Regions from separate parts of the Homo sapiens genome. Here all the other regions are linked to region 3. A link is a loop called in an ENCODE intact Hi-C map of the cell type or tissue named here. Cell type or tissue: B cell. All regions are shown on one strand. Links, peaks and the distances in the headings refer to the core of each region. The heading gives the core; the rest is flanking DNA. Region 1 overlaps LOC105372310 (a long non-coding RNA gene). Region 2 holds the start of TSSK6 (testis specific serine kinase 6). Region 3 holds the start of ZNF90 (zinc finger protein 90).

Evidence for each region. Peaks named below come from ENCODE experiments on the same cell type or tissue, not always from the same donor. Only the 100,000 strongest peaks of a DNase experiment are listed, where the experiment ranks them.
Region 1: a loop joins it to region 3, with 9 times the contacts of the local background. A loop is called at or near these places in 5 of 110 quality-filtered maps.
Region 2: it touches region 3 in a loop (6-fold over the local background); 2 of 110 quality-filtered maps call a loop at or near these places.

What each region holds. Positions count from the first base shown.
Region 1 is chr19:20,233,262-20,243,988 of GRCh38, forward strand. It overlaps LOC105372310 (a long non-coding RNA gene), which reads right to left. Exons shown (of 7, transcript XR_007067164.1): 2 at 7,239-7,376; 3 at 5,721-6,529; 4 at 5,027-5,289. Among named protein-coding and RNA genes, the nearest start is that of ZNF486, 71 kb to the left of the region's middle. RefSeq lists enhancers at 4,424-4,934, 5,446-5,964. In B cell, for the core only: no CTCF peak of the experiment used is centred there; DNase peaks (open chromatin) are centred at 2,080, 2,820 and 5,250; H3K4me3 peaks cover 1,025 bases; H3K27ac peaks cover 652 bases.
Region 2 is chr19:19,509,973-19,520,699 of GRCh38, forward strand. TSSK6 (testis specific serine kinase 6) reads right to left here and starts at 5,576. Exons shown (of 1, transcript NM_032037.4): 1 at 4,247-5,576. The coding sequence starts at 5,455. The coding sequence ends at 4,634. It overlaps NDUFA13 (NADH:ubiquinone oxidoreductase subunit A13), which reads left to right and starts at 6,253. Exons shown (of 5, transcript NM_015965.7): 1 at 6,253-6,360. The coding sequence starts at 6,267. RefSeq lists a silencer at 5,822-5,941 and an enhancer at 6,152-6,431. In B cell, for the core only: no CTCF peak of the experiment used is centred there; DNase peaks (open chromatin) are centred at 4,365, 4,674, 5,225 and 6,219; H3K4me3 peaks cover 1,712 bases; H3K27ac peaks cover 1,266 bases.
Region 3 is chr19:20,073,376-20,084,102 of GRCh38, forward strand. It overlaps ZNF90 (zinc finger protein 90), which reads left to right and starts at 4,625. Exons shown (of 4, transcript NM_007138.2): 1 at 4,625-4,760. The coding sequence starts at 4,758. It also overlaps the pseudogene RPS8P11. RefSeq lists enhancers at 4,568-5,047, 8,661-9,516. In B cell, for the core only: no CTCF peak of the experiment used is centred there; DNase peaks (open chromatin) are centred at 4,556 and 5,376; H3K4me3 peaks cover 1,841 bases; H3K27ac peaks cover 404 bases.

The sequences.
Region 1 (10,727 bases), core at 921-8,920, 160 kb after region 3:
CAGGCTGGTCTCGCACTCCTGACCTTGTGATCTGGAATTACAGACATAAGCCACCACACCCAGCCTAAAAGTAAATACTTCTTAAACTTTACTTAAGCTTATCTCCCTCCCTCAGGCTCCTGAACTTTGAGCTACCCTCAGTCTGAGTCAACATACAACCCCATTTTATGTCCCTCCTAAGAATATGCTGATTTCAGGGTAAGACATTCTCTTTTCTATAATCTGACTTTTTCACCCTCCATTTGCCATTCCTCTCCCACCTCCTTTCTAATCTTGTTTGCTCCTCCCTAGAAAAGAAAGCTCTTTTCTGCCTACATCTATGCAAGCCGTAAAGATCTTATAGTTAGTTGGTACTTCCTCCTGTTGCAATACATTTTTGAAATTCATTTTTTTTACATAAATCTAACATTTGTATTACACAAAGTGTAGAAGGTGCCTCAAAACAATAACAACTTCATCATCATTAGTAAGACCGTCCCCCAGTTTCCTTTCATTTTAACCTTAACTGCATCTGCCTGTGGGGCCCCAGCTTTCCAGGGCTCTGCAGTTTCTCTGAGGATGAAGGCTCCTTCCATGGCTCGGGTGAGCAGGCTGAAACATCTGCAGGAAAGGTTCCCCAAGAATAACTAACTGGGCCTTTAATAACCTCCTGTTGCAGGCTTAATATTAGCCTTAGCTTGGAGTCACAAGGTTCAAGCTTTAATTTCCATGTGAGAGTTATTTACTTGGTTTTTGAAACTGTTCAAAAAATCCAGTGAAATTACTCAAACACTGTGTTTATATAAGGGATGGAAATTTTAAGGTGCTTAATTTTTTTTTTGAGATGGAGTCTTGCCCTGTCACCCAGGCTGGAGTGCCATGGTATGATCTCAGCTCACTGCAACCTCTGCTTCCCGAGTTCAAGTCATTCTCCTCCCTCAGCCTCCCAAGCAGCTGAAACTACAAAGTATGCGCCACCATACCCTATTAATTTTTGTATTTTTAGTAGAGATGGAATTTCACTATGTTGGGAAGGCTGGTGTGGAACTCCTGACCTCAAGTGATCTACCTGCCTCGGCCTCCCAAAATGCTGGGATTACAGGCATGAGTCACTGCACCTGGCTAAAGTGCTTGCATTTTATACCTTCATAAGAAAAGCAAATATACCTACTTCTTTCAGACAATATATGTATTATCTTATTATTTCTATTAAAAATAATGTAGTAACAAATTAGTCATATGGGAACACTTGTAGAAGGTACCATGTTTCATCACATATAATTTAGCATTACATTCAGAAATGAAGACAACAGGATATAGACATGAGATATTTATTCACTGTCACAAATTTACCCAGCAAAAGGAGGTACTGATGTTTTGATGAATTTATGTAACTCAATTATCTACAACATTTTCCTGTGGAAATATATTCATTGTCTACAGCCAAAATGAAAGAGAGATTTTTCTTATTTTTTCCCTTGGTAGCTAGCATTCTTAAAGTTAAGGCTTGGAATTCTGTTTGAAATCACTCAGCCATAAAAAACACACCTGAGAAAATTCCTAAACTCACTCTGGGAAAGAAAAAGATAAATGAGAATGATTAACAAATGGAATATATGATTAGATATTAATTTTTTGAAACTCATATTTTATTTTCTTTGTAAATATTTTCTTAACTTTCAAGCCCTACTAATAAAATGCAAATTTTAGTTAAAAAAACATGTCAGCTGGGTGCAGTGGCTCACGCCTGTAATCCCAGCACTTTGGGAGGCCAAGGCAGGTGGATCACTTAAGACTAGAAGTTTGGGACCAGCCTAGTCCATCTCTACTAAAAATACAAAAACTAGCTGGGCCTAGTGGTGCGCACCTGTAGTCCTAGCTACTTGGGAGGCTGAGGCCATGAGAATCAATTGAACCCAGGAGGTGGAGGTTGCAGTGAGCCGAGATTGAGCCATTGCATTCCAGCCTGTGCAACAGATTGAGACTGTCTCAAAAAAGAAAAAAAAAAAGGGAGGTCAAAATAAGTGAACAGATCGTTTCAAGGTACAGGTCGAATCACCCACCCCATCCTGCTCATTTACGTGCTCAATAACCACCCTCCCAGGAGACACTGCGATATGACCCAGTGAGTCCTCCAGGTGCATTTTACTTCCTAAATTTTTACGCCATCTCACTGGGGTCAGTTTTTTTTGTCTTTTGGAGTGTTTTTTTTTTAAACAAATTTTTCACTATTTTTCTGCCACCCCCCCCCTGCCCCCGCCAAGAAAATCTAGGGGACAGAAATTATTTGTTTTCCCCTCGATACCAGCATCTGGTTGGCTGACAAGCAATGTGTCTCCAAGAATTGGAAGCTAGGTTGGGTGAAGAGAATCATGTCTCAAGGGGTTAGCTTTTCTTTATTTTTTGTGAGATCGAGTCTTGCTCTTGTCGCCCAGGCTGGAGTGCAGTGGCGCAATCTCGGCTCACTGAAACCTCCGCCTACCGGGTTCACGCCATTCTCCTGCCTCAGCCTCCCGAGTAGCTGGGATTACAGGCGCCTGCCACCATGCCCGGCTGATTTTTTGTATTTTTTAGTAGAGATGGGGTTTCACCATGTTGGCCAGCCTCCAGGCTGGTCTCCAACTCCTGATCTCAGGTGACCCACCCACCTCGGCCTCCCAAAGTGCTGGGATTACAGGCGTGAGACACTGCACCCAGCCTCAAGGGGTTAGCTTTTCAGGAAAAAAAAAAAAAAAAGAAAAAAGAAGAAGTGCAACAGGAGATGCCTTTCAGCCCCAAGGCTGTCACCTGCTCTTTTGAGAGGCTACACTGTATACTTCAGGTGGTCCTATGGGAGAAAATGACCCAAGAGCTAATAGTCACTAGACACTCTACCAGACATAGCCATGGTGGGTATCTTGGTTTATTCCCAGAAAGTACTAAAACTCAGGCCCAGAAAAAAAACTGAAGGATAGCTGAGGACACATCACCCTACAAAGTTTACAAAGGGTAATCTTGACCCAAAAACATTTTGGTAAGTTCTCTGGAAAAATAAAAGAAAAAGAGGAGCCGGGCGCGGTGGCTCACGCCTAACCCCAGCACTTTGGAAGGCCAAGGCGAGTGGATCACGAGGTCAAGAGATTGAGACCATCCTGGCCCACATGGTGAAACCCCGTCTCTGCTTAAAATACAAAAATTTAGCTGGGCGTGGTGGCGCGCGCCTGTAGTCCCAGCTACTGGAAAGGCTGAGGCAGGAGGATCGCTGGAACCCAGGAGACGGAGGTTGCAGTAAATCGAGATCGCGCGACTGCACTCCAGCCTGGCAATAGAGCCAGATTCCATCTCAAAAAACAAAAACAACAAAAGAAATGCAGGCACAGATATTTTTTACAATACAGTGTCAGGGGATTATTCTTTGCTTTCTTCTGGGAAATATTTACAAAGAGAAAACAAGTCTTTTCAATAGTGTTATGCAATGCTTTAAAAAAAATGATTAATTGAGGAACGTGGGGTACATTTCAGGCCCTGCTTAGGACACATGTGAAAAATGCTAGGGAAAAATCAGTCCCCTGTGGGGTGTGGAAATAATTAAGTGGCAGGCAATTAGACTGAGGATGCTCTAGTCCTCGGATTCCTCCTTCTAAAATAAAAATCTAAACTCAAGTGCAGTTTTTGCTAAATTACTACATTCGGGAAACAAAATTCAGGCTTAAAAAACCATAAACTGCCAATTAAGCTCTGATTACATAACCAGGAAATTTCCACCTTAATTGTACAAAGAAACTACATAACTATACGTATTGAATTATTGAATATGGTTTTCTTCATCATGCACCTTATCAATGTTTCCTTCAAGCCCCTCCCATGGACCGCAAACTACAAACTATAGCTGGGTGCTCTTGAATGACTGATTAAATTATTTGATATTTTTGCGGTGACTCCCATAATTTATGTATTTATTTATTTTTTTAGACAAAGTCTTAGGCCGGGCGCGGTGGTTCACGCCTGTAATCCCAGCACTTTGGGAGGCCAAGGCGGGCGGATCACGAGGTCAGGAGATGGAGACCATCCTGGTTAACACAGTGAAACCCCGTCTCTACTAAAAATACAAAAAATTAGCCAGGCAAGGTGGCGGGCGCCTGTAGTCCCAGCTACTCGGGAAGCTGAGGCAGGAGAATGGCGTGAACCCCAGGGGGCGGAGCCTGCAGTGGGCCGAGATCGCGCCACTGTACTCCAGCCTGGGCGACAGCGAGACTCCGTCTCAAAAAAAAAAAAAAAAAAAAAAAGGACAAAGTCTTGCTCTGTCACCCAGGCTGGAATGCAGTGGTGTGATATCAGCTCACTGCAGCCTCCGCCTCCTGGGTTCAAGCGATTCTCTCTCCTCTGCCTCCCGAGTAGCTGGGACTAGAGACATTCGCCATCACACTCAGCTAATTTTTCTATTTTCTTTGTAGAGATGGGGTTTCCCCATTTTGCCCAGGCTGGTCTTCAACTCCTGACCTCAAGTGATCAGCCCTTCTCAGCCTCCCAAAGTGTTGGGATTACTGGCATTTCGTACCTGGCACCATACTTTTTTTTTTTCTTTGAGACGGAGTCTCCCTCTGTCGCCCAGGCTGGAGTGGTGGTGCAATCTCGGCTCAATGCAAGCTCCACCTCCCGGATTCCACACATTTTTAATAACAGAAAAGAGAAACTGTGAACCCCACGGACCAAAGCTCTTCCCATTCATGAACCCACATCCCGAGTCAGGATTCTCCCCTGACGACCCTCCCATGGTCCCTGCAAAATCTGGGAGAAACGCGGCGCTGCCGCTGCAGAGCTGCCTAGAAAGGGCTCCAGGCCATGGCACAGTCACTGCGAGAGGAAGAGACAGGAGGCCTGGCGGCCCGGCTGTCAGCGCAGTCGCCATCTTAAGGCTGAAGGGGGCTGAGGCCAACCTGGGCAAGGAGAACTTGGGGCGCACATTGTGGAGCTGACTGCGAAGAGGCCTGAGTCCCGCCACAGTCACTTCCCACCAGTTCCACCCTGCCCCTCTTCCTGTCTCGGGATGTCGGCCGGGCACTCTCACCATTTCTATGCTTCCAGGGTGTCCTGGGGTTTTAGCTGTGGATCTCCCAATACCTGCAGGTCACAGGGCCACAGAGGCTGGGCCTCCAGGAGAATAGGACACAGACCAGTGAAGACGAGACCTGAAACGCCGGCTGCAGCTAGAGACAAAGGCCGCGCCAAAAGCGGAAAGCCGTCCTCGTCGCTCCAGCTGCGTGCCTGATTGGACGGTTTCCAGCCCAGCGTCTCTGATTGGATAATGCTTTAGGTCCCGCCCCTCAGGCCCTGAGTGACAGAAGATGTGATCAGATGCTGGGCTAAGTGAAGAGAGACAGCCTAAGCTGCAGCCTTTACAGGCAGGGCTTCCTTCCTGAGCTGACCCAGGCCCCCCCCAGAGCATGAGAAAATTCTCTTTTGTACTCACTCTCCTTTTGAATGTATTCAAAAGGTGAACAGAAGTATTTTGCTGGCATATTAATAATACATAAAATTTTTGTTCAAGAGAAAATCAACGTTTACTTTGTTAGTAGTGTATTATCAATACTAAAGCTAATGTTTTTTTTTTTTTTTTTGAGACGGAGTCTCGCTTTGTCACCCAGGCTGGAGTGCAGTGGCGGGGTCTCGCTCACCCGATTTTCCTGCCTCAGCCTCCTGAGTAGCTGGGATTACAGCTACTATTGTTGAAAAACAATAGACAATCACAAAAACAAGCTGACCTTTTTGTGTTCCTTAAGCCCTGTCCTGAAGAGCCCTGTGACTGGGCTTTATGCCAAACAACTCGTTACTAAAGAGCTGTGGTCCCAGACTGCACCGAAGCTTCATGAGACCTCTCCTCGTCTGTGCACGGACGAGTGGCCAACTCTGGAGCCCAGGCTGTTGCTTCCCTGTCTGGTGGTGAATCCTCCACAGTCTGATGAGGGTGGTGTCTGACTCTGGAGCTCAGGCTGTTGCTTCTTGGTCTGGTGGTGAGTCCTTCATAGTCTGGTGAGTGCGGGTGTCCCACTCTGGAACCCATGCTGTTGCTTCCTGGCCTGGTGGAGAATCTTCCAGCCTGGAGAGTGCGGTGTCTGACTCTGGAGCCCAAGGCTGGAAACTTGGGGACGTCCCAAATCCCGGAATGGAAACTCCCCCAGTTCTCCCCCTTGGCGTGCCCTATCTGGTGAGTTTCGGGGGAACTCATGACCCAAGTCATAATAGGAATTTCAAGCCTCATAAAGACATCATGGTTGAAGCAGAGGTGTTTCGTTTCCAGCAAAGCCCAATAGCAAGCTAACAATTGCTCCTCGAAAGGGTTATAAGCTTTGCTGGCCTCTGGCAGTTTCTGGGTCCAAAACCAGAAATGTACCTCTTCCCATCTTGTTTCTGCCTAAGGCTCCAATTAGCATGTTGATCTAGGACAGTTACTTGCAGTTCTACGGGACCATCCCAAATGGGTCATAGATCCAGGGCCAGTTGCACTGCTTGTTTATCTTGTTCGGAAGCCATGATCTCTTTCTCTCCCCAAAGTCATAGCGTTTTCTGGTGGCTGCATGCAGAGGTTGTAACATGTTACCCAAGTGGGGAATATGATGTCTCCAGAATCCAAACAAGCCAATAAATTTCTGAGCCTCATTTTTAGTGGTAGGGGTTGCAAATTCTAGTATTTTAGGCTTAGCCTTTGGTAAAATGAATTATTTCCCTGCATTTCATAGGATGCAACCAGCCCCTATCTTGACACATTATCTTATAAGCAGTAAGGAAACACCATCCACTCTGGGAGATCCCCTCAGCGTCTCCTTTGCTGACTGGAATTCCCTGCAGCACTTCACGCACAAAGGTCTAAATTGCACTAATTTAGATTCCCAATTCTTACAAAGTCCGGTTCCCCTTGACCATTCAATTGCCAAGGGAGAGAACTGGGGGAGTTTCCATCCGGGGATATGGGAAGTCCTCGAGCCTCCCGCCCTGCCCTTGTTGCTAAAAAGTGGCACACTTTTGTTTTTGAATCCTGTTTGTGACACCAAAAGTGTTCTGTGCGGGAAACGCACGAGGGGGAGAAGGAAAGACACACACACAATACCTTTAAGGGTAAACAAGCTTCATTCCACGTAAATAGCAATGCAGATATAATAAGCAAATTATGTAATAAGCAAATCAATATAATAAGCAGATTGATATAACAAGTAGATTGATATAATAAGCAAATTGCAATGGGAAGAGGAGAAAGGAAAAAATATATATATATTTACACTCACCAGACTATGGAGGATTCACTACCAGAGTGGGAAGCAACAGCCTGGGCTCTAGCATCGGACATTGCACTCACCAGACAGTGGAGGCCTCACCACCAGATGGGAAGCAACAGCTTGGGCTCCAGAGTCGGCCGCTCATTCCTGCACAGATGAGAAGAGGTCTCATGAAGCTTCAGCCCAGTCTGGTATCCTAGCTCTTTTGTAACTAGTTGTTTCGCATGAGGCCTAGTCACGAGGGCCTTTCATGACCCGGCACGAGGAACATAAAAATGTCAACTTGTTTTTGCGATTGCCTATTGTTTTTCAATAACTAATGCATAGGAATAGATTGAAATAGAGATTTCTCCAAAACAGCACTGAATGAACGCTTGAAGGGGCTCACACAACCTGTTCTGGGACTCGGTGACCATTGTTTGTGTCCACGTTCAATTGAGTTCAAATTTATTATTTAACTTTTCCTCCACAAATTCGCCTGTCTTGATGAATCAGCTCTGTCTAGGCAAAGGGCAAGGTGAACCTCTTGGGCCTTACACAACCTCCACCTCCTGGGTTCAAGCGATTCTTCTGTTTCGGTCTCCAGAGTAGCTGGCACTACAAAAGTGCACCACCACAACCTGCTAATTTTTTGTATTTTTAGTAGAGATGGAGTTTCACCATGTTGGCCAGGCTAGTCTTGAACTCCTGACCTCAAGTGATCCACCCACCTAGGCCTCCCAAAGTTCTGGGATTACAGGCGTGAGCCACTGAGGTTATCACTAAATGATATCTTTTTGTTTCCTATAACAATGTGAAATTACTTAAAGGTGGTTTCAAATTGAAAAAATAAAAAGAATGCAGATAAAAATAAAATATAAAAAGTTCAAAAAATTACAAGAGATTACAAAATATACATGTATATCTTGAGAGGTCAAAAATGACAAATTTTGTTTATTTACAAGGTTGTATTTATTTATTTATTTATATTTTTATTTTTTGAGACAAAATATTGCTCTGTTGCCCACGATGGAGTGCAGCGGTGCGATCTTGGCTCACCGCAACCTCCACCTCACGGGTTCAAGCGATTCTCTTGCCTCAGCTTCCCTAGTAGCTGGGACCACAGGCTCATACCAGGAGGCCCGGCTAATTTTTTTTATGTTTAGTAGAGACGGGGTTTCACTGTATTAGCCAGGATGGTCTCGATTTCCTGAACTCCTGATCCGACCGCCTCAGCCTTCCAAAGGGCCAGGATTATAGGTGTGAGCCACTGCACCAGCTTTATAAGGTTTTATTAAAATTGGCTTTAGTGTTGATAATACACTATTAACAAGTAAAAGTTGATTTTCTCTTGAACAAAAATTTTATGTATTATTAATATGACAGCACAATACTTCCGTTCATCTTTTGAATACATTCAAAAAGAGAGACAATGAAAAGAGATAGAATTTTCCCATGCTCTGGAATGGGCCTGGCTCAGCTCAGGTAGGAAGCCCTGTTTGAAAAGGCTGCAGCTAGGCCAGGCCCAGCGGTTCACGCCTTTAATCCCAGGAGTTTGGGAGGCCGAGGTGGGTGGATCACCTGAGGTCGGTAGTTCGAGTCCAGGCTGACCAACATGGAGAAACCCTGTCTTTACTAAAAATACAAAAAATTAACCAGGCATGGTGCCACATGCCTGTAATCCCAGCTACTTGGGAGGATGAGATCTATTATATCTCACAGGGTTTACAATTTCTCTTTTCTCCTATTATAAATTTATGAGGCCAGCGGCTGGGCATGGTGACTCATGCCTGTAATCCCAGCACTTTGGGAGGCTGAGGTGGGCAGATCACTTGAGGTCAGAAGTTCAAGACCAGCCTGGACAATATGGTGAAGCCCCATCTCTACTAAAAAAATACAAAAAAATTAGCTGGGCATTGTGGCGTGTGCCTGTAATCCCAGCTACTCAGGAGGCTGAGGCAGGAGAATTGCTTGAACCTGGGAGGTGGAGGTTGCAGTGAGCCAAGATCGTGCCACTGCACTCCAGCCTGGGCAACAGAGAAAAACTCCATCTCAAAAACAAACAAAAAAAATTTATGGGGCCAGGTGCAGTGGCTCACACCTGTAATCCCAGCACTTTAGGTGGTCTAGGCAGGTGGATCACTTGAGGTCAGGAGTTTAAGACAAACCTGGCCAAAATGGGGAAACCCCATCTCTACTAAAAATACAAAAATTAGTTGGGTGTGATGGTGAATGTCTCTAGTCCAGGCTACTCAGGAGGTAGAAGTGAGAGAATAACTTGAACCCAGGAGTGGAGGTTGCAGTGAGCTGAGATCATGCCACTGTACTCCAGCCTGGGCGACAGAGCAAGACTCTGTCTAAAAACAAAAAAACAAACAAAAAAACAAAAAAAAGTATGAGTGTCTCTGCCAAAATGGAAATAATTTAATCAAACAGTGATTCAAGAATTGTCGAGCACCCAGCTATAGTTTGTAGTTTGTGGTCCATGGGAGGAGCTTGAAGGAAAGACATTTATAGGGTGCATGATGAAGAAAACTATATTCAATAATTGCTCAGGTATGGTTATGTAGGTTCTTAATTTGTTCAATTAAGGTGGAAATTTCCTGGTTATGTAATCAGAGCTTAATTGACAGTTTATAGTTGCTTAAGCCTGAATTTTGTTTCCCCTAATGTAAAACTTTTTTTTTTTTTGAGACGGAGTCTCACTGTATAGCCCAGGCTGGAGTGCAATGGCATGATCTCGGCTCACTGCAACCTCCGCCTCCCAGGTTCAAGTGATTCTCCTGCCTCAGCCTCCCAAGTAGCTGGAACTACAGGTGCATGCCACCATGCCCGGCTAATTTTTTGTGTGTATTTTTAGTAGAGATGGGGTTTCACCATGTTAGCCAGGATGGTCTTGATCTTCTGACCTCGTGATTCACCTGCCTCGGCCTCCCAAAATGCTAGGATTACAGGCATGAGCCGCCACACCCGGCCCTACCCCTAATGTAGTAATTAACCAAAAAATGTCCTTGAGTTTAGATTTTTTTATTTTAGAAGTAGGAATTTGAGGACTACAGCCTCCTCAGTTTATTTGCCTGCCACATAATTATTTTCATACCACATAGGGGACTGATTTTCCATGGCATTTTTCACATATGCCTCAAGGGTACCCCATGTTCTTCAGTTAATCATTTTAAAAAAGCATTGGCTAACACTATTGAAAAGATTTGTTTTCTGTTTGTAAATATTTCCAGTGAGAAGAAAGGAAAGACTAATCCCCTGACACTGTAAGGAAGGAGACCACCTTTCTGCTTGTCTCAAGCCTCAGAAAAAGAAAAGAGGAAGCAAAAGCTAAAGAAAGTCAGAAATGAGATCAATAGTTAGACAGCTCCTGGCCACTCCCCAGGGCTGGTAGTTAAAAATCAGCTCCTGACCTAACTGCTTGTATTATCCATAGATTTCAGGCATTGTATGAGGAAGCATTGTGAAATTTTCTGTTCTGTCCGGATTACCGATGCATACACGCTCAGTTATGTA
Region 2 (10,727 bases), core at 1,246-9,245, 560 kb before region 3:
TGGACTCAAGCAGTCCTCTCACCTTGGCCTCCCAAAGTGCTGGGATTACAGGTGTGAGTCACCACGCTTGGCCGTTTCTTGTCTTTGAAGCATCCTTGCCTCCGGCCTGGGAGCTCATACCTTCCCCACAACTCCCAAGTGCCTGGTCTTATGGGCACAGAGCTGGTAGAGAACATGGTAGAAACTGAACCTCAGCCTGTCCAGTAGCGCGATCTTGGCTCATTGCAACCTCCGCCTCCCAGGTTCTAGCGATTCTTCTGCCTCAGCCTCCCGAGTAGCTGGGATTACAGGTGCCGCCACCAGCACGCCCAGTTAATTTTCAGTAGAGATGGGGTTTCACGTGTTGGCCAGGCTGGTCTCAAACTCCTGATGTGATCCACCGGTCTCAGCCTCCCAAAGTACTGGGATGACAGGCGTGAGCCACTGCACCCAGCCACTTTTTTTTTTTTTTTTTTTTGAGATAGGCTCTCTGTTGCCCAAGCTAGAGTGCCTAGAGGCTCTCTGTTGCCCAGGCTCAGGCGATCCTCCCACCTCAGCCTACCGTGTAGCTGGGGCCAGAGGCTTGCTACAGGCATTTCTTGCTTGGCCTGAGAAACATTCCTATGGGGTGCTGTCTCCTGGGCTTGGCTCTTGGTTCCTCGTGAGGCTCTGCTTCCCTGGATTGGGCACAGGCTTGTCAGTGCAGTTGGGGCAGATTCAAGGGGCGGGTCCTGGGTCATGGTCTCAAATAGCCTCTCCAGCTGAGAAAATGGGACACTCCCCTCGTCCCTGACATCTTGTCCCCGACATCTCATCCTCTCTGAATTGAGCCTTGGGTCTGTGGCCACATGGCAGGCAGAGACCCTGACCCCATCTGCTCCCACAGATTCGTCGGTGGACAGATGGCATGCACTATGCCCTGGGCCCCGGAGATGTGGCAGGAGCTATCCAGACAGAAACATATAGCACCTTGAGAGGAGGGCATGGGGTGACATTTTAGGCAAGGCTTGAAGAGGGGAAAAGTGCCAGGAGTGTGCAAAGGCTTGGAGATAGGAGCCAGCATGGCAGGTCAAGAACAAAAAGGGCAATGTGGTGGGACTGGGTGGGAAGACGGGGCAAGGGCGTGGGTTTTAGCTAAGTGCAGTGGGAGTCTAGGGAAGGTCCTGGGCCCAGTACTCAAGCTACGCCCACTCTGAAGCCATGCCCACTACCCCAAGGATGGGGTTTTGCCCATTTTCCAAGTGGGGAGTCTGAGGCATGGCCCCAGTCAGGAGCAGCACCCTTCGAATAAACCAGAGGGGCTAGGGGCTAGGTTTTATTTTATTTATTTATTTTTTCTTTTGAGGCAGAGTCTTGCTCTGCTGCCCAGGCTGGAGTGCATTGGTGGGATCTTGGCTCACTGCATCCTCCATTTTCCGGGTTCAAGTGATTCTCCTGACTCAGGCTCCCCAGTAGCTAGGACTACAGGTGCAAGCCACCCATGCCCGACTAAATTTTGTATTTTTAGTAGAGATGGGGTTTTACCATGTTAGCCAGGCTGGTCTCAAACGCCTGACCTCAAGTGATCCGCCTCCCAAAGTGCTGGGATTACAGGTGTGAGCCACCATGCCCGGCCCCAGGAGCTGGGTTTTCTACCTCCACTCTGATGTGGTCCAGCCAAGACTGGAGGCTAGGCACTGCCCCTCTTTTAGCCTCGGTTTCCTCATCTGCAAAACTGAAGGGGACAGGGCCATGTATCTATTTGGAGGGATGAAGATAGAGCTGGCACTGCATCACCAGGGCACCAGAAAGCCATTGAGACTGAGTGAGCAGGGGCTGGGCATGGGGAGACCCACCAGAGGAGCAGCTATGTAGGGCTCATATGCAGGTAGGCACGATTAGGATTTCCTAATATACCTAATACATTTCCCCATATACCCCAAATGGGAACCACTCCCAGGCTCTGTGGGGTCCTCTCTCAATTTCCTCCTTACCTTGCCATCTCCTTTCCCTCTCTCCCTCCTTATTCCAGGCAAATAAGCTTACTGGCCTTACTCAAACACGCCAGCTCCCCTCTTCCTGGGGAACAACCTGGACTGTTTCTCTTACCTTCAGAGTCCCTTGACTTTTTTTTTTTTTTTTTTTTTCTGAGACAGGGTCTCACTCTGTGGTCCAGGCTGGAGTGCAGTGGCACGATCATAGCTCACTGCAGCCTTGAACTCCCAGGCCCAAGCGATTCTCCCACCTCACCCTCCCAAGTAACTGAGACACACCACCATGCCTGGCTAATTTTTAAATTTTTTGTACAGATGGCCGTCTCGCTGTGTTGCCCAGATTGGTCTTTAACTCCTGGGCTCAAGCGATCCGCCCACCTCAGCTTCCCAAAGTTCTGGAATTATAGGCGTGAGCTGCCACGCCCTGCCCAGAGTCCCTCCTTGAACACCTCCCAACTCTACCTGGCATTTAGCACAACTTACAATTATTTTATTTCCATGTCATTCTTTTATTTTACTTGACTTTTCAATTGTCTCGTTTTCGGCAGGGATGGGCCCAAGTCTCTTCGCCATGAGCTCTGGGGCCTGGCAGACAGTAGGTGCTCAAGAAATGCATGACTACATGAAGGAACAGAGGAAGGAACGAGCTAGTGAGTCCAGCTGAATCTCGCCCAGCCCCGCCCTGACTCCCCCACCCCCTCTTCCCGAGAGGAAAGGGACCCACAGCAGGGAGGGCTTCCCCCACCCCCGCAACGTCACTGTTGCTAGATCTGGGTTCAAATTACAGCTGTGAGCCGGGTGAAGTGGCTCATGCCTGTAACTCCAGCACTTTGGGGAGGTCGAGGCAGGTGGATCGCCTGAGGTCAGGAGTTCGAGACCAGCCTGGCCAACATGGTGAAACCCTGTCTCCACTAAAAATACAAAAAATTAGCCAGGCGTGGTTGCCTGCGCCTGTAGTCTCAGCTACTCAGGAGGCAGAGGCATGAGAATTGCTTGAACCCGGGTAGAGACTGCAGTGAGCCAAGATCGTGCCACTCCAGCCTGGGCAACAAAGAGAGACCTTGTCCTAAAAAAAAAAAAAAAAAAAAAAAAAAAAAATCACAGCTGTGTCTTTTTTGTTTGTTTTTTGAGACGGAGTTTCGCTCTTGTTGCCCACGGTGGACTGCAGTGACACGATCTCGGCTCACTGCAACCTCCCCCTCCCGGGTTCAAGCGATTCTTCCGCCTCAGCCTCCGAGTAGCTGAGATTACAGGCGCCCGCCCCCGTGCCCAGCTAAATTTTTTTTGTATTTTTAGTAGAGACGGGGTTTCACTATATTGGCCAGGCTGGTCTCGAACTCCTGACCTCAGGTGATCCACCCGCCTTGGCCTCCCGAAGTGCTGGGATTACAGGCGTGAGCACCGCGCCCGGGGTTTTTCTTTTTCTTTCTTTTTTCTTTTCCTTTTTTTTTTTTTTTTTTTTTTTTAAGAGGCAGGGTCCAGGGCGCGTTGGCTCACGCCTGTAATCCCAACACTTTGAGAGGCCGAGGCGGGTGGATCACGAAGTCAGGAGTTCAAGACCAGCCTGGCCAAGATGGTGAAACCCCGTCTCTACTAAAAATACAAAAATTAGCCGGGTGGGGGGACACGCGCCTGTAGTCCCAGCTACTTGGGAGGCTAAGGCGGGAGAATCGCTTGAACCCGGGAGGCGGAGGTTGCAGTGAGCCGAGATCGTGCCACTGCACTCCAGCTTGGGCGACAGAGCGAGACTCTGTCTCAAAAAACAAACAAACAAACAAACAAACAAACAAGAGATGAGGTCTCGGCTGTGATGCCCAGGCTGTTTTCGAACTCCTGACCTCAAGATATCTGCCCGCTTCGGACTCGCAGTGTTGGGGTTACAGGCGTGAGCCACCGCGCCTGGCCCTTGGCTCTGCCTTTTGGCAAGTGACATCCATGTGGGCCTCAGTTTCCTTATCTATAAACTCCTACTTTACGTGGAGACAGGCCACCCTCGCCCCACCCCTGGCTGTTCCATTCTTAAAAGATGTGGACGGCGAGGCGCTGGGGTCCACTTGCTTCCCAGCCCATCATCACAGCGACATCACGACCCGGGGACAACAAAGCTCCTTTGAGTTTGCCCATACTGGGGAGCTCAAAAGGTCCAGGCTCGAATCCTCCCGACTCCCTTTTGAGTCTTGGAGCAATAACCTCAACATGCGTGACTCTAAAATAGGGTACCCGCGCCTGCCTTCCCCGGATGGAGCGATCGCTTCTCCACTAGTCCGCAAATGGGGGCCACCGTTAGAGCCAGGTGCGAGGAACAGCGAGTTTATTGCAGGTTCCAACCGGGAACCTGGCACCCACGGCTGGTTGGGAAGGGACGCCCTCCGCGCAGAGGCTGAGAGTTCCGCGCAGGCGCAATGCTTCCGTCCCCTCTGGTCTCGCCCTCTCGGGGCCTGGTCGCAGGGAATCGCGGATGCGCATGCGCCTCCAGCTCCCGGGATCGCGGGGAACGTGGATTCCGAACAAGGGCAACTGCGGACTCCCCCGTGGGAAGAAAGGGAGGGAAGCGGAAGGGAAAAAGCGCATGTGCAGCAGCACGCGGCAGCTTCGCATATTCCCTCGAAGCGCGCCTCTTGCGCGTGCGCCGCCCTGGCCCAGTGCCCTTGGCTGCAGGAATGGCTGGAACCACCCGGCTTCTAGCCGGAGTCCCCGGCGCGCAGCCAGCAGTTGCGCGCTACCTGGCCCGCGGAGGGCCTGGCGGACGGGCTGAACTGCAGCAGCTCGGCGATCAGGGCCTTGCAGCGCTCGGACAGCTCGAGGCCTTCGGGATAGAGCACGCCGCGTTTCTGGCGCCGGGGCAGGCCGGCGATGTCCGAGTCGTCGAAGGGCATGCACCCGGTGACCATGACGTAGAGCACGACGCCCATGCTCCACACATCGTACTTCTTGGGGTCGTAGGGGATGCCCAGGAGCACCTCGGGTGACGCGTAGGCGGCTGAGCCGCAGTAGGTGGTGCTCAGGTCTGGGTAGCCATGGGCCTGGCGGCCGAAGCCGAAGTCGGTGAGCTTGACGCGGCGCTCGTCCGGGCTCAGCAGCACGTTTTCGCACTTGAGGTCGCGGTGCACCAGGTGATGATCGTGCAGGTAGCGCACGGCGCCGGCGATCTGCGCAAAGAGGTCGCGCGCCTGAACTCCGGGGATGCGCCCGTTGCGCTGCACGGCTTGCAGCAGGTCGGTGGCGGCCGCTTCCATCACGATGTACAGTTTCCCGTTGCACACCTCGATGAACTCGAAGACGTGCACGATGTGCGGGTGTCGCACGCCCCGCAGGATGGACAGCTCTCGCGGCAGGAACTTGTTGACGAAGTCCGGGGGCGCTCGCCGCCGGTCCACCACCTTGATGGCCACGGTACCCTTGTACTTCTTGGATGTGGCCACCTTCACCTTGGAGTAGCTGCCCTCTCCAATTGTGCGGCCCAGCTTATAACCGAGTTCGCTCAGAAGTTTGTCTCCCGACATGGTGGCGCCTAGGGCGCACGGGGGGCAGGAGGCGGCTGCTGTCGGGGGGCGGCCGGACTCCAATCTCGGGTCTAAGCCATGGCGCTTGGCACCTACACCCCCGCACCCCCATGTGCCCACTGCCAGACATTGGCCGCTGTTGTGCCTTTTATTGCCCCGTAACAATTTTTGCCTTGTGAAGTGACTGCGGGCGTCACTCCGCCTTAGGGTGGGGGTCCGGGACCCCGCCCCGGGGCCACCCTAGCCTCCCTGCTTTGTGACTCATAATCATCCTGAATGGTCAGTTTCCGATGAGAGGCCACTAGCAAGGGATACCCATCACCACCAGGGAGCAGAATCCGTTCCAGGGATTGGGGTGAGTCCGACTTCGAGCAGCAGCTGCCCCCCAACATCATGTACCCAGCCCGTGACTACGTGGAGCCCTGGGCTTCGCGTAGAGTCCCTAGACGGGGCGAAAACGGGAAAAGGGGCCTTAACTGGGGCACCTGGCTCCTTTGAGAGCTCGGAGTTTCTGACTGGCCTGCGCAACACCCCAGAGGCAAGGTGAACGCGAGGGCCTATAATGCAAGAACCAAGGCGAGTCACGCCCTGTCTGGGCAAAAGAGGAGTAAAGACCCCTCAGCTGCAGCCCGGCAGCGCATTCCTACCCAGGGTCCGCCGCCAGAGCTTTCCCGCGCGGTCGGATAGTTACACTACTGTCCGGGACTTCCTAGCCGTGCCGCGGACCATCTCAAGTGCTTCCGCCACACTCATCATGGCGGTGGCAGTAAGTCACTTCCGCCCGGGACCGGAAGTGTGGGATACTGCGAGTATGGCGGCGTCAAAGGTGAAGCAGGACATGCCTCCGCCGGGGGGCTATGGGCCCATCGACTACAAACGGAACTTGCCGCGTCGAGGACTGTCGGGTCAGTATCACTCTGCGCCGGGGTCTCAGAGTCTGGGCACTCGGGGCTCGGGGGCGGGGTTCCGGGGACACAGGCGGGCCTCAGTTTTCCCGGCGGTGTGACCGGAGGCGGAGCCCGGGGATCCATCATAGCTTCTGTAATAACGCTAAGTGCTGCAGTTTGTTGAGGTCTTTCCCAGCTCCTCTTCCTTCTCGTAACAGCCCAGGAAATCGGTCCCTCTAGTTATTTACGTTTTACAGTGGGTTAAACTGAGTCATAGCCTGTGCTCTGGCCCTCAGCCACCCTTGGATTTCTAAGATGGGGAAACTGAGGCCCAAAGAAGGCCGCGGCTCCCCAAGGCAAAGCTGAGGCCGCAACCCGGAACCTGGAGGGAATTTACAAGATGTTCTATGCAGTGGTTCCCTGCTGGCAGCCCCCGCCTGCATGGTGTCACAGGAATCCATATTCTTTAAATTTTCAATTTTTTTTTTTTGAGACGGAGTTTTGCTCTTGTTGCCCAGGCTGGAGTGCAATGGCGCCATCTCGGCTCACCGCAACCTCCGCCTCCTGGGTTCAAGCGATTCTCTTGCCTCAGCCTCCTGAGTAGCTGGGATTACAGGCATGTGCCACAACGCCTGGCTAACTTTGTGTTTTTAGTAGAGACGGGGTTTCTCCATGTTGGTCAGGGTGGTCTCGAACTCCCAACCTCGGATGATCCGCCCACCTCGGCCTCCCAAAGTGCTGGGATTACAGGCGTGAGCCACCATGCCCGGCGTAAAGTTTTCAAATGTTTAAGTAACACGTTAAATTTTGTTATCGGGCTCAGCACAGAAAATTGAAAAAGAGAACTTAAAAGGCGCCCATACTCAGTCCCCAGGTTAACAGACAAATAGAAACTTTTAAACGTAATCTAAGAGTGAATACATACATTTCTTTTTTTTTTTTTAAGACGGTATGGTTCTGTTGCCTGGGCTGGAGTGATTTCTTGGCAACCTCCGCCTCCTGGGCTCAAGCCATCCTCCCACCCCAGCCTCCTGAGAAGCTGGGATTACAAGCATGCGCCCAGCTTTCTGTATTTTCTATAGAGATGGGATCTCGCCATCTTGCCCAGGCTGGTCTCGAAGTCCTGGGCTCAAGTGATCCACCCACCTCGGCTTCCCAAAGTGATGGGACTATCGGCATGAGCTACCGTGCTCGGCAGAATGCATGTCTCTTAACAAATCAAACTTTACATTTAAATTACATGTTATGCACATTATTCCTCAATTTTAACACACACACAAAAATGAGCATGGTAATTAAAAACGTAATAATTCAGACAGTAGAAAAATCAGTGTGAGGTGAAAAGTCCTCCCCAGCCCCTTCTTGGTTTTTTTATTTTTTATTTCTACTTTTTGTAGAGACAGGGTGCAGCTATGTTGACCAGGCTGGTCTCAAACTCCTGGGCTCAAGTGATCCTCCAGCCTCAGCCTCCCAAAGTGCTGGAATTACAGGCATGAGCCACCGCGGCCAACCTCCTCTTGTTTTTCTTGTATCCCAGAACTGAGATTGGCAGACTTTTTCTATAAAAGGGACAGATGACAAGTATTTTGGGTTTGGCTGGCCAGAAAGTTTCAGTTACTGAGACAACCATTTACAAATGGAAAGTGTTCTTAGCCTGGGGGCTCTACAAAAACAGATTGCCTGTGAGCCAGGTGGCTCATGCCTGTAATCCCCACACTTTGGGAGGCTGAAGCGGGAGGATGGCTTGAGCCCAGGAGTTTGTGACCAGCCTGGGCAACATAGTGAGACCCCCACCTCTACCAAAAATTAAAAAAAAAAAAAAGAGGCTTCAGGCTAGATCTGGCCCATGAGTGCTGTCCCAGAACACATTGGAGGAATATAATGCATTCTATTTCCTCATTTTTCTTTTTTCTTTTCTTTCTTTCTTTTTTATTTTTTGAGACAGAGTCTCATTCTGTCACCCAGGCTAGAGTGCAGTGGCCCGATCTTGGCTCACTGCAACCTCCACCTCCTGGGTTCAAGCAATTCTCCTGTCTCAGCCTCCCGAGTAGCTGGGAGTACAGTTGGATGCCACCACATCCGGCTAATTTTTGTATTTTTAGTAGAGATGGGGTTTCACCATATTGGTCAGACTGGTCTCGAACTCCTGACCTCAGGTTATCCACCCACCTCGGCCTCCCAAAGTGCTAATATTGCAGGCACGACCCACCACGCCTGGCGTTGTTTGTTTTTTGGTTGTTGTTTTTTGTGTGTGTGTTTTTTTTTTTTAGACCAGGTCTTGCTCTGTCACCCAGGCTGGAGTGCAGTGGCGTGATCTCGGCTCACTGCAACCTGTGCCTCCCAGGTTCAAGCGATTCTCCTCCCTCGGCCTCCCTAGTATCTGGGATTACAGGTGGGCGCCACCATGCCCTGCGATTTTTTTTTTTTTTTTTTTTTTTTTTTTTGAGATGGAGTTTTCACTTTTATTGCCCAGGCTAGAGTGCAATGGTGCAATCTTGGCTCACCGCAACCTCTGCCTCCCAGGTTTAAGCGATTCTCCTGTCTCAGCCTCCCGAATAGCTAGGATTACAGGCATGTGCCACCATGCACAGCTAATTTTTTGTATTTTTAGTAGAGATGGGGTTTCTCCATGTTGGTCAGGCTGGTCTCAAACTCCTGACCTCAGATGATCTGCCCGCCTTGGTCTCCCAAAGTGGTGGGATTACAGGTGTGAGCCACTGGGCCCGGCCTATTTTTTTTTTTTTTTTTGTATTTTTAGTAGTGACAGGGTTTCACCATGTAGGCCAGGCTGGTCTCGAACTCCTGACCTCAGGTGGTCCCCCTGCCTCAGCCGCCCAAAGTGCTGGTATTACAGGCATGAGCCACCACGCCTGGCCGAGTCTCATTCTTCTCCGGTGTAACCTGGGCTACCCCACCCCTTCAGGTGTGCAGCACAAGGTCTGTTTCCAAATATGCACCTGTGTGACCTGCAGCCAGACCAGGCCACAGAAGGACCTCAGGCCTGGAGGCTCCCTGAGCTCCCTGCTTCCAGCATCTCATTTTTGTATAAATACCCTGGTCCTCTCCCAGTTCACCACAGAGCAGTGGCCCCCCCTGTGCCAGACAGTGCCCTAAATACCACTGCCTGGGGTTGTGTCTCCTAATGGTGTGGACTTTTGTTACAGCACATACACACCCACCCCAGCCTTTCCCGGTGGAGGAGTGAGGAGGATACCCCTATGCTGGTGTGCTCTTTGTTTATGGCCCTGCTTTCATTGTTGAGTGAGCACATGGTTCCGGGCCCTGTCCCCAAGCGCTCACAGCTGAGCTGAAGAGATACAACACATCATGCCAGGATTTCTAGTTGTTGGTGAGGCCTGGGATAACCTGGGCCCACTTAAGCCAGGATGTGCCAGGAGGACCTCTGAGAAGAAGCCTGCTCTGCAGAAAAAGAGCAAACACACAGGCCCTGCCTCCTCTCCCTCTGTCCTCCTCTCCTGCCTCTCCTGAGCCATGGTCCACAGTGGCCTTCCCACCAGACCTACCTTCTGTGCTCCTGTCCAAGGCCTGGTGGCCCCAAGCCTGGCACCCACTCCCTTCTGTCTGCCTGGGTCAGCCATTCACTCACTGCCAGCGTCCCAGGACATGATGGGCTGGCTCAGGCTGCTTTTTGTTCTCTTTTTTTTTTTTTTTTTTTTTGAGACAGAGTCTTGTTCTGTCACTCAGGCTGGAGTGCAGTGGCGCGATCTCAGCTCACTGCAAGGATGGTCTCGATCTCCTGACCTCATGATCCACCTACCTCAACCTCCCAAAGTGCTGGGATTACAGGCATGAGCCACTGCGCCCGGCTGGCTCAGGCCCCTTTTAATCCATGCCGCTTCTGAAGTGACTTCACCCCACCTCCTCCACTATCTCCCACACCCAGTTCTCCTGTCCCCACTCCCTCCTGAGCCTAGCAGGCAGCCCTTTCCTTTTCATCTTGTGTCTTTAATATATTTATTGAGGTTCCAATACCATACCACACAACTCACCCATTTAAAGTCTGTCCAATTTAATGGCTGTGAGCGGTGGCTCATGCCTGTAATCTCAGCCCTTTGAGGACAAAGCGGATGGATCACCTGAGCTCAGGAGTTGGAGACCAACCTGGCCAACATGGCAAAACCCTGTCTCTACTAAAAATACAAAAGTTAGTCGGGTATGGTGGTGCACACCTGTAATCCCAGCTACTTGGGAGGCTCAAGCAGGAGAATCGCTTGAACCTGGAAGGCGGAGGTTGCAGTGAGCCAAGATCTTGCCTCTGCACTCCAGCCTGGGCAACAGAGTAAGACTCCATCTCAAAAAAAATAATAATAATATAGTGAAGTGTGTCCAATTTATTGATTTTTTAGTATATTCACAAAGTTGTA
Region 3 (10,727 bases), core at 1,334-9,333:
TTCAAATTTAACTTTTTCTCCACCTTTGGCCTCAATTGGATACTCAATTGTAGGAAAATACCCTTACAGATACATAGGGAAGGCATAGTCGATATAGATTACAGATACAGGGTAAGGACAGGAGAATTAAAAGCACAATTAATAAAAACCACACCCAGCATGGCTTTCTAAGGAGAGTCATATTGTGAGAATTGCCAGGGATATACACACCACATTTAGCATGCAATATGGCACAAATCCCTCCTTGGGCTGCGGTAAGCATATCTAATGCCATTTGATTTTGCAACACAACAGTACTCAGCTGAGCAAATTTATCTGGTAACAACATAAGTCTAGTGCTAATATCATTAAGAGCTTTTTCTACATATAACCTTAATATTTTAGTTTGTTGCTGAAGCAGGATTGTACCAGTGGCAGGGGAGAATACTGTGATAGGGTACTGCCACCAGGGAGGCCAGGGAGGCTGGCACATTCATAACCAGTGATGTTTGTAAGTATCTAAATTACTTGGGAGAGGAATATTAACCCGGATGGTGAATGGAATTAATGGCTATCCCCAAGTTCATCTCCCTGTCCAGTGTGGGGACAGGTATCACCACTCATAGGATCTGCATACCCAGAGGGCTCCCCCAGGGGACAGCAATGGAGCTACTGTAATCACAGTGTACTCATGTATTATTAAAGTAGGAAAGAGATTGTGGTTCACTGGGGGCAATGTTGATTTGGAGTATGTGTTGACAATTGTCTGGAGAAACCCCAGAGTAATATTAGAGGAACCTTTTAAGGCCTCCAGACTAAGCGGGGGCTATAGGGAATCCAGGCACCAGCACAGCTGGTTTCCAAAATATACCATTCCAGGAATATTGGGCAGGATACCAAGGCTTTTGATGAAAGGAGAATGTGGAGTTCACCTTTTGTCTGACTTGGGCAAAGATAGATTGCTTAGTGTGGTCAAAGGAAGTACAGGTTGGACTACAAGTGTTGTTGTGACCCCGTTGGTAACTACATAGCCATTCAGAAATGTTGTCAGGATGATTCTCCAAGGTAGCCCATTCCTGGCGGCCTTTGGCAACTCGACGTATAGAAAACATTGTCTGTGATTGGCTTCTATTGCAGCGGTGGCTACCCAGTTCATGAATTTATTCTTGGCCTCAGACACAAAGACACAGGTGCTGACCATTAGTAGATAGATTATTCCCTGTAATAACAAAAAAGGATAGGAACATCATATTGTTTTTCATCTTTAGGAAATTGTACTATGCCTTCATTTTCTGTTTTCACAGCTACAAGGTCACCAGACTTAGGGGTGGGATCTGATGGATGCTGTACCCATATATTGGCTCCAGGATTTAAGCTACATGAACCAGTGGATCTGAATCCCCGAGTTCTGTATGTAGCCTCTGTTGGGACAGAGATTTCCTCAGGGGTTAATTGTTGACAAGGTACCACTAATAATTGAGCAACCCACATTTGTGGTTTTATAGCAAAAGAATCTGGAGTGGTATTGTATAAAACAACCTTTAACTCTCCCCAGTAATCACCATCAATTATACCACCAAACACTATAATGCCTCTCATTGCAAGGCTTGAACACATTGTAATCCATTCATCCACATTCAAATTTGCATTTATGGTGGAAATTTTGGCCTGTCGATCTTCCTGCTGATTAAATAGTCTGTCAAGAAAAGCAGAGATGCATGAGCATCATCATGGAAAACAGATCCAGGAGTGGTGGCCCAAGCCTGTACTTCTACCAATTTGGGAGGCTGAGGTGGGTTGTTCACGAGGTCAGGAGATTGAGACCACCCTGGTGAACACAGTGAAACCCCGCCTCTACTAGAGAAGTACAAAAATTAGCTGGGCGTGGCGGTGCATGCCTGTAATCCCAGCTACTCGGGAGGCTGAGGCAGGAGAATCACTTGAACCTGGGAGGCAGAGGTTGCAGTGAGCTGAGACTCAGCCACTGCACTCAAGCCTGGTGACCCGAGACTGAGCCACTGTACTCCAGCCTGGTGACAGAGCTAGACTCCGTGTCAAAAAAAATAAATTAATTAATACAGGAAAACAATGATAATGGTAGTGTGTACCAGAATTCATGTATCTTCCCAGTATTGTTTTCCCCATACCTCTTTATTCCCAATTAACCATTTGTTTTGTTGTCATTGGGGCATCCAGGTAGTAAGACCATTTGCTACTGAGCAAGAGTTGGTATACAAGTGACAAATCCTTCTTCCTTCCTTTCGAAGAGCTCAGAGGATGTCTACTAGTTCAGTTAACTGGCTGCTCCCACCCCTTTCTTCATCAGAAATGGTTATGTTTTTCGGTTGTTTGTTTTTGAGATGGAGTCTCAGTCTGTCACATAGGCTGGAGTGCAGTGGTGAGACCTCAGCTCATTGCAACCTCTGCCTCCTGGGATTCCAGTGATTCTCCTGCCTCAGCCCCCTGAGTAGCTGGGATTATAGATGCATGCCACCACACCTGGCTAGTTTTTGTATTTTTAGTAGAGATGGGGTTTCATCATGTTGGCCAGCCTGGTCTCAAACTTCTGACCTCGTGATCCACACATCTTGGCCTCCTGTGGATTTTGAGGGAACTCGTGACCTAAATCATAACAGGAAATTTAGGCCTCATAAAGACATCATGGTTAAAGCAGAGGTGTTTTGTTTCCAGTAAAGTCCAATAGCAAGCTAACAATTGTGCACAGGTGAGGAGAGCTGTCACGAAGCTTTGGCGCAGTCTGGGACCCTAGCTCTTTTGTAATGAGTTGTTTGGCACGAGGCTTAGTCATGAGGACCCTTCGCGACTGAGCTGAAGAAACACAAAAAGGTCACTTGTTTTTGGGATTGTCTGTTGTTTTTCAAGAACGAATGTATAGGAATAGATTGAAATACAGATTTCTCTGAAACAGCGCTGGATGAACGCCTCTAGGGGCTCACACAACCTGTTCCCGGACTTGGTGACCATTGTTTGTGTCCACGTTCAATTAGCACAAATTTATTATTTAACTTTGACTCCACACCAGACTATGGAGGATTCACCACCAGACCGGAAAGCAACAGGATGGGCTCCAGAGTTGGCCACCCATCGGTGCACAGACCAGGAGAGGTATAATGACGCTTCTGCGCGGTCTGGGAACCTAGCTCTTTTTGTAACGAGTTGTTCAGCATGAGGCCTAGTCACCAGGGCCCTTCATGACTGGTCTCAAGGAACACAGAAAGGTCAACTTGTTTTTGTGATTGTCTATTGTTTTTCTTTTTCTTTCTTTCTTTTTTTTTTTTTTTTTTGAGACGGAGTCTCGCTCTGTCGCCCAGGCTGGAGTGCAGTGGCGCGATCTCGGCTCACTCCAAGTTCCGCCTCCCAGGTTCACACCATTCTCCTGCCTCAGCTTCCCGACTAGCTGGGACTACAGGCGCCTGCCACCAGGCCTGGCTAATTTTTTGTATTTCTAGTAGAGACGGGGTTTCAGCGTGTTAGCCAGCATGGTCTTGATCTCCTGACCTCGTGACCCGCCCGCCTCAGCCTCCCAAAGTGCTGAGATTACAGGCGTGAGCCACCGCGCCCGGCCTTGTCTATTGTTTTTCAATAACGAATGTATAGGAATAGATTGAATAGATTGACATAGAGATTTCTCTAAAATAGCACTGGATGAACGCCTCAAGGGGCTCACACAACCTCTTCCAGGACTTGGTGACCATTGTTTGTGTCCACGTTCAATTGAGTTCAAATTAAATATTTAACTTTTCCTCCACAAATTCCCCTGTCTTGATGAATTGGTTTTGTCTGGGCAAAGGGCAAGGTAAACTCCTTGGGCGGTTACACAACCTCCACCTCCTAGGTTCAAGAGATTCTCCTGCCTCAGCCTTCGGTGTAGCTGGGACTACAGGTGTGCACCAGCACGCCCAGGTAAGGTTTTGTATTTTTAGTAGAAATGGGGTTTCACCGTGTTGGCCAGGGTGGTCTTGAACTCCTGACCTCAAGTGATTCGCCCTCTTTGGCTTCCCAAAGTGCTGGAATTACAGGCGTGAGCCACCGCGCCTGGCCCTAAATGATTTCCTTTCTGTCTCCTATAACAGTTTGAAATTACTTAAAAGTTGTTTCAAATTGAAAAAATAAAAAGAATGTAGATAAAAATAAAATATAAAAAGTTAAAAAAATTACATTAGATTACAAAATATATATGATGTATATGTAAGTCTCGAGAGGTCAAAAATGACAAATTTGATTTACTTACAAGGTTTTATTAAAATTAGCTTTCGTATTGATAATACACTATTACCAAAGTAAAAGTTTTCTCTTGAACAAAAATTTTTTGTATTATTAATATGACAGCCAAATACTTCTGTTCACCTTTTGAATACATTCAAAAAGAGAAAGAGTAAAAAAGAATTTTCCCATGCTCTCCGGTGGGCCTGGCTCAGCTCAAGGAGGAAGCCCGGCCTGAAAAGGCTGCAGCTGAGGCTGTGACTCTTTCTTCACTCAGCCCAGCATGTGATCACATCTTCTGTCACTCAGGGACTGAGGAGGCGGGGCCTTAAGCATTATCCAATCAGGGACGCTGGGTTGGAAACCGTCCAATCATGCAGGCAGCTGGAGCGAAGAGGAAGGCTTTCGGGTTTGGCGCGGCCATTTGTCTCTTGCTGCAGCTGGTGCTCCAAATCTGGTCTTAGCTGCTTCGTGTCTTCTTCTCCAGCCTCTGTGGCCCTGTGACCTGCAGGTATTGGGAGATCCACAGCTGAGGGACCCCCGGAAGCCTAGAAATGGTGAGAGTGCCTTTCCAGCATTCCGAGAGAGGGGAGGGACTGGTTGGAACCGATGGGAAGTGGCTGTGGCGGGACTTAGGCCTCCCCGCAGTCAGCTCCACAATCTGCGACCGACTTCTCCTTGCCCAGTTCGGCCTCAGTCCCCTTCAGCCATAAGATGGCAACAGCGCCGACAGCCGGGCCCCGCGGCGTCCTGTCTCTTCCCTGCCCTGGCCTGGAGCCCTCTCTGGGCAGCTCTGCACCCACAGCGCTGCGTCTCTCCCAGATTGTGCAGGGAGCACGGGAGGGTTCTCGGGGGAGAATCCTGACTCGGGGTGCAGGTTCATGAATGGGAAGAGCTTTGGTCCATGGGGTTGACAGTTTCTCTTTTCTCCTATTAAAAACTTATGGGGCCGGTCGCTGTGGTTCATGCCTGTAATCCCAGCATTTTGGGAGGTCGAGGCGAGCGGATCACTTGAGGTAAAGGGTTGTTAGTACAACGTAGTTCTTCTTCAAAGACGCAACTTCCTGGTCATAAGTTGGAAAAGTTGTAAATCACCCCTACCCCTTCTTCTCCCTTCTCCTTTTCTCACAAATCGCGCATTACCCGATTTGGAAAAAGCTTGAGTGTAAGCCAACCGGGATCAGCTTAGATTGTGCGGTCTGACCCCAGCCAATGGAGGGAAAACAAAAACAGAACTGCATTAGGGCTAATAACCCCTTCCCGGCCAGGCGCGGTGGCTCCTGCCTGTAATTTCAGCACTTTGGGGCGCCGAGGCGGGCGGATCACGTGGTCAAATTTCTAGACCAGCCTATCCAACGTGGTGAAACCTCTCTCTACTAAAAATACAAAAATTAGCCTGGAGTGGTGCCAAGCGCCTGTAATCCCAGCAACTTGGGAGGCTGAGGCCCGAGAATTGCTTGAACTCGGGAGGCAGAGGTTGCAGTGAGCTGAGATCCCTCCATCGCGCTCCAGCATGCGCGACAGAGGGAGAGTCCTCAAAAAAAAAAAAAAAAAAAAAAGTAAGCATCTTAAAATTTCCATCCTTTATGTAAACACTGTGTTTTAGTAACTTCACTGTATTTTCCAACACTTAGTTTCAAAAACCCAGTGAATAACTCTGGCATGGAAATTAAAGCTTGAACCTAGTGATTCCGAGCTAAGGCTAATATTAAGCCTGCAAAAGGAGGGTTTTTTTTTTTTTTTTGAGATGGAGTTTGTCCAGGCAGATGCAGTTAAGATTAAGATGAAAGGAAACTGGATGGGTCTTACTGATAATGATGTTATTGTTTTGAGGCACTTGTTTGACTTTGTAAAATAAAAACGTTAGATTTATGGAAAAAAATGAATTCCAAAAACATATTGCAACAGGAGGAAGTACCAACAAAGTATAACGTCTTTATGGCTTGCAAAAACGTAGGCAGAAAAGTGCTTTCTTCCCTAGGGAGGAGCAAAGAAGTTTAGAAAGGAGGTGGGAGGGGAATGGCAAATGGAGGGTGCAAAAGTCAGATTTTATATCAGAGAATGTCTTACTCTGAAATCAGCATGTTCTTAGGAGGGATGTAAAATGTGGTTGTATGTTGACTCAGACTGAGGGTAGCTCAAAGTTCAGGAGCTTGAGGGAGGCATATAAGCTTAAGAAAAGTTTCATTGAGAAATATTTTGTTTTAGGCCAGGCGCGGTGGCTCACGCCTGTAATCTCATCTGCTCGGCCACCCTGTCCCGGCCCTGAAGCGATGTAAGCAAGAAGCTGCCCTGCTGGAACTGCTCCTTCGGGAGACTGCTGATTTTGGCATTCTTTTTCCTTTCATCGTATTTCCTCTTTTTTTTTTTTTTTGAGATGAAGTTTCTCTCTTATTGCCCAGGCTGGAGTGCAATGGCACAATCTCGGCTCACTGCAACCTCCGCCTCCTGGGTTCAAGCGATTCTCCTGCCTCAGCCTCCCGAGTAGCTGGGATTACAGGCATGCACCACCACACCTGGCTAATTTTGTATTTTTAGTAGAGACAGAGTTTCTCCATGTTGAGGCTGCAAGAATTGCAGGTCAGCAAGAATTGCTGCCCAGGGGCAGCACATAATGGGACTAGTACCACCGTCCTGACGGTGTGCTGTTGATGAGCACGATGCAATTCTTCACCAGGGTCTTGGTACGGACTAGCTCGTTATTAGATGTATTGTAGACAACATGGACGATCCTTGTTTTACCAGTACAACACTCTGAGCCACAGGAGAAATTCCCCCGTCCAGCCTCAGGGCACCGTATTTCTTCTTACCTCCCCACAAACGGACTGTGTGGATGCGGCGGGGGCCAATCTTGGTGTTGGCAGCCGGGCGCCACAACTCATCCTTCTGCTTCTTGTGGTAGGGCTTTCTCTTGCCCCTGGACTTGCAGCGTTTGTGCCAGTTGTCCCAAGAGATGCCCATCTCTCAGCGCTGGCTGGAAAGAGTTCTCTTTTCTTTGATCTATGCATTTCTTCCATTTGGCTTTTCCTGGGCCACATCTTATACATTAAACCGGTAAACATCACTACAGTGTTTTCCTGAGTTCTGTGAATAGCTCTAGCAAATTATTTGGGTGTCCCCAATTTTCAAACAATAGGTGAGAAGCATAGATGGGCCATGGGGTTTGTGACTGGCATCTGCAGTGAGGACAATGTTGTGGGACTGAGCACTGAAACGGGGTCTGTGCTGACTCTGGGTGGTGTCAGATTTCAAATGTTAGATAATGAGTTGTTGTTGGAGAGTTGTTTGACGTTCAGCAAACTCTGCAGATTTGGTGCCAGCAAAAGATATCACGGAGGCCTGGCCTGGAATAAAACTCTGGGTGTTTGGGAATAGGAGGCTCTCCTGTACACAGGCTGTCACACTGCCCATTGTCCTGTGATTCCAGATCTTCTCCCAGGGTGACAGAGGACTGAAAACTTAGAGGAAAAGAGCTCTGATGACAGACACCCCCCTTTTCTTGCAAGTGCCACAATAGGATTCCCACCTACTCACAAACACACACACTAGACATAGACGTGCCCATACTCCTCCCAGGACTAGGCACCACCTTCAGGAACTTCATTATGCCATTTTTTTTTCTTTTTCTGAGACAGAGTCTTGCTCTTTTGCCCAGGCTGGAGTGCAGTGGTGCCATCTCGGCTCACTTCAACCTCTGCCTCCCAGGTTCCAACGATTCTTCTGCCTCAGCCTCCCAAGTGGCTGGGATTACAAGTGAGTGCCACCACACCCAGCTAATTTTTGTATTTTTAGTAGAGACTTGGTTTCACCATGTTGGCCACGCTGGTCTCAAAATCCTGACCTCATGATCCACCCACCTTGCCCTCCCAAAGTGCCGGGATTACAGGCATAAGCCATCGCACCCAGCCAGCATTTTTGATCCTAGTGTTTCTTGCCAAGAACCCACAAGTGTCTACAAGTCTCCTGGCATATCCCCACCCCCAGACACTGAATCTGCAGCAGCAACCTATTTTCTCCATCAACCTAAAGGTCTGGACCTCCTCTTTATAATCTCATCTGCCTGCATGCATACAGAAATAAATCAGAGTGTGGCCCCACCTGGGCCACTATCTGTAGCGAAAATCAGTCTGTTCATCTACATTGCAGTCTTTCCCACACAGGGATTTGTTTTTTTTCTTTCTTTCTTTCTTCTTTTTTTTTTTTTGAGATGGCGTCTCGCTCTGTCATCCAGGCTGGAGTGCAGTGGCGAGATCTCGGCTCACTGCAAGGTCTGCCTCCCAGGTTCACACTATTCTCCTGCCTCAGCCTGCTGAGCAGCTGGGACTACAGGCACGTGCCACTACCCCCGGCTAATTTTTTGTATTTTTAGTAGAGACGGGGTTTCACCATGTTAGCCAGGAGGGTCTCGATCTCCTGACCTCGTGATCCACCCGCCTCGGCCTCCTAAAGTGCTGGGATTACAGGCGTGAGCCACCGCGCCTGGCCTGTTTTTTTTTCTTGTAGCTTTTATTTTTGGTTTAGGGTACACATATGGGTTTGTTATACAGCTAAAATTATGTCATGGGGGTTTGGTGTGCAGATTTTATCACTGAGATACTACGTATAGCACCAAACATGTCTGTTTTCTGATCCTCATGGTCCTCCCACTCTCCACCCTCTACTAGGTCTCAGTGTCTGTTATTCTCCTGTTGTGTTCATGTGTTCTTATTATTTAGCTCTTACTTATAAATAATAACATGCATTTGGTTTTCTGTTTCTGCATTTGTGGGGAAAAGAGAGATCAGACTGTTACTGTGTCTATGTAGAAAGAAGTAGACATAAGAGACTCCATTTTGTTCTGTACTAAGAAAAATTCTTCTGCCTTGAGATACTGTTAATCTGTAACCCTACCCGCTACCCTGTGCTTGCAGGAACATGTGCTGTGTCCACTCAAGGTTTAATGGATTTAGGGCTATGCAGGATGTGCTTTGTTAAACAAATGCTTGAAGGCAGCATGCTTGTTAAAAGTCATCACCACTCCCTAATCTCAAGTGCCCAGGGACACAAAACACTGTGGAAGGCCGCAGGGACCTCTGCCTAGGAAAGCCAGGTATTGTGCAAGGTTTTTCCCCATGTGATAGTCTGAAATATGACCTCATGGCAAGGGAAAGACCTGACCATCCCCCAGCCCGACACCCATAAAGGGTCTGTGCTGAGGAGGATTAGTAAAAGAGAAAGTCCTCTTTGCAGTTGAGATAAGAGGAAGGCATCTGTCTCCTGCTCCTCCCTGGGCAATGGAATGTCTCAGTGTAAAACCTGATTGTATATTCCATCTACTGAGATAGGAGAAAACCCCCTTAACGCTGGAGGTGAGACGTGCTGGTGGCAATACTGCTCTTTAATGCACCAGATATGTTTATGTATGTGCACATCAAAACACAGCACATTTTCTAACCTTGTTTCTGACACTGAGACATTTCTTCACGTTTTCCTGCTGACCCTTCCCCCGCTATTACCCTATTGTCCTGCCACATCTCCCTCTCTGAGATGGTAGTGATAATGATCAGTAAATAACTAGGGAACTCAGAGACTGGTGCCGGTGCCGGTCCTCCATCTGCTGAGCTCTTGTCCCCTGGGCCCACTTTTCTTTCTCTATACTTTGTCTCTGTGTCTCTTTCTTTTCTCAGTCTCTAGTCCCACCCGATGAGAAATACTCACAGGTGTGGAGGGGCAGGCCACCCCTTTAGCATTAGTTTTCTTTTTTTTTTGTTTTTTGTTTTGTTTTTTGAGATGAAGTTTTGCTCTTGTTGCCCAGGCTGCAGTGTAATGTTGCGATCTCGGCTCATTGCAACCTTTGACTCCTGGGTTCTAGCGATTCTCCTGCCTCAGCCTCCCAAGTAGCTAGTATTATAGGCGTGCACCACCACGTTTGGCTAATTTTGTGTTTTTAGTAGCAACAGGGTTTCTCCATGTTGGTCAGGATGGTCTTAAGCTCCCGACCTCAGGTGATTATCCCACTTCAGCCTCCCAAAGTGCTGGGATTACAGGCCTGAGCCACCACGCCCAGGCTCTGCATTAGTTTTCTAAGAATAATGATCTCCAGCATCATCGATGTTATTGCAAAGGACATAATCATTTCTTTTAATGGCCACAGAGTATTCATGATGTTTATGTATCATATTTTGTTTTTACTAAATCTTTTATTTTTGGAGACAGGGTCTTACTTATTGTTCAGGCTAGAGTGCTGTGGCATGATACTGACATACATTAGCCTGAACCTTTCAGGCTCAAGCAATTCTCTCCTACCTCATCCTCACAAGTAGCTGGGACTACACATTTGCGTTACCACCCCTGGCCAATTTTTCTTTTTGTATTTTTTGTGGAGACAGGATTTTGCCATGTTGCTTAGGCTGGTCCCAAACTTCTAAACTCAGGCAATCCAACTGCCTTGGCCTCCCAAAATGCTGGGAGGACGGGCATGAGCCACCACATTTGACCATACCATATTTTCTTTTTTTTTTTTTGAGACGGAGTCTCCCAGGCTG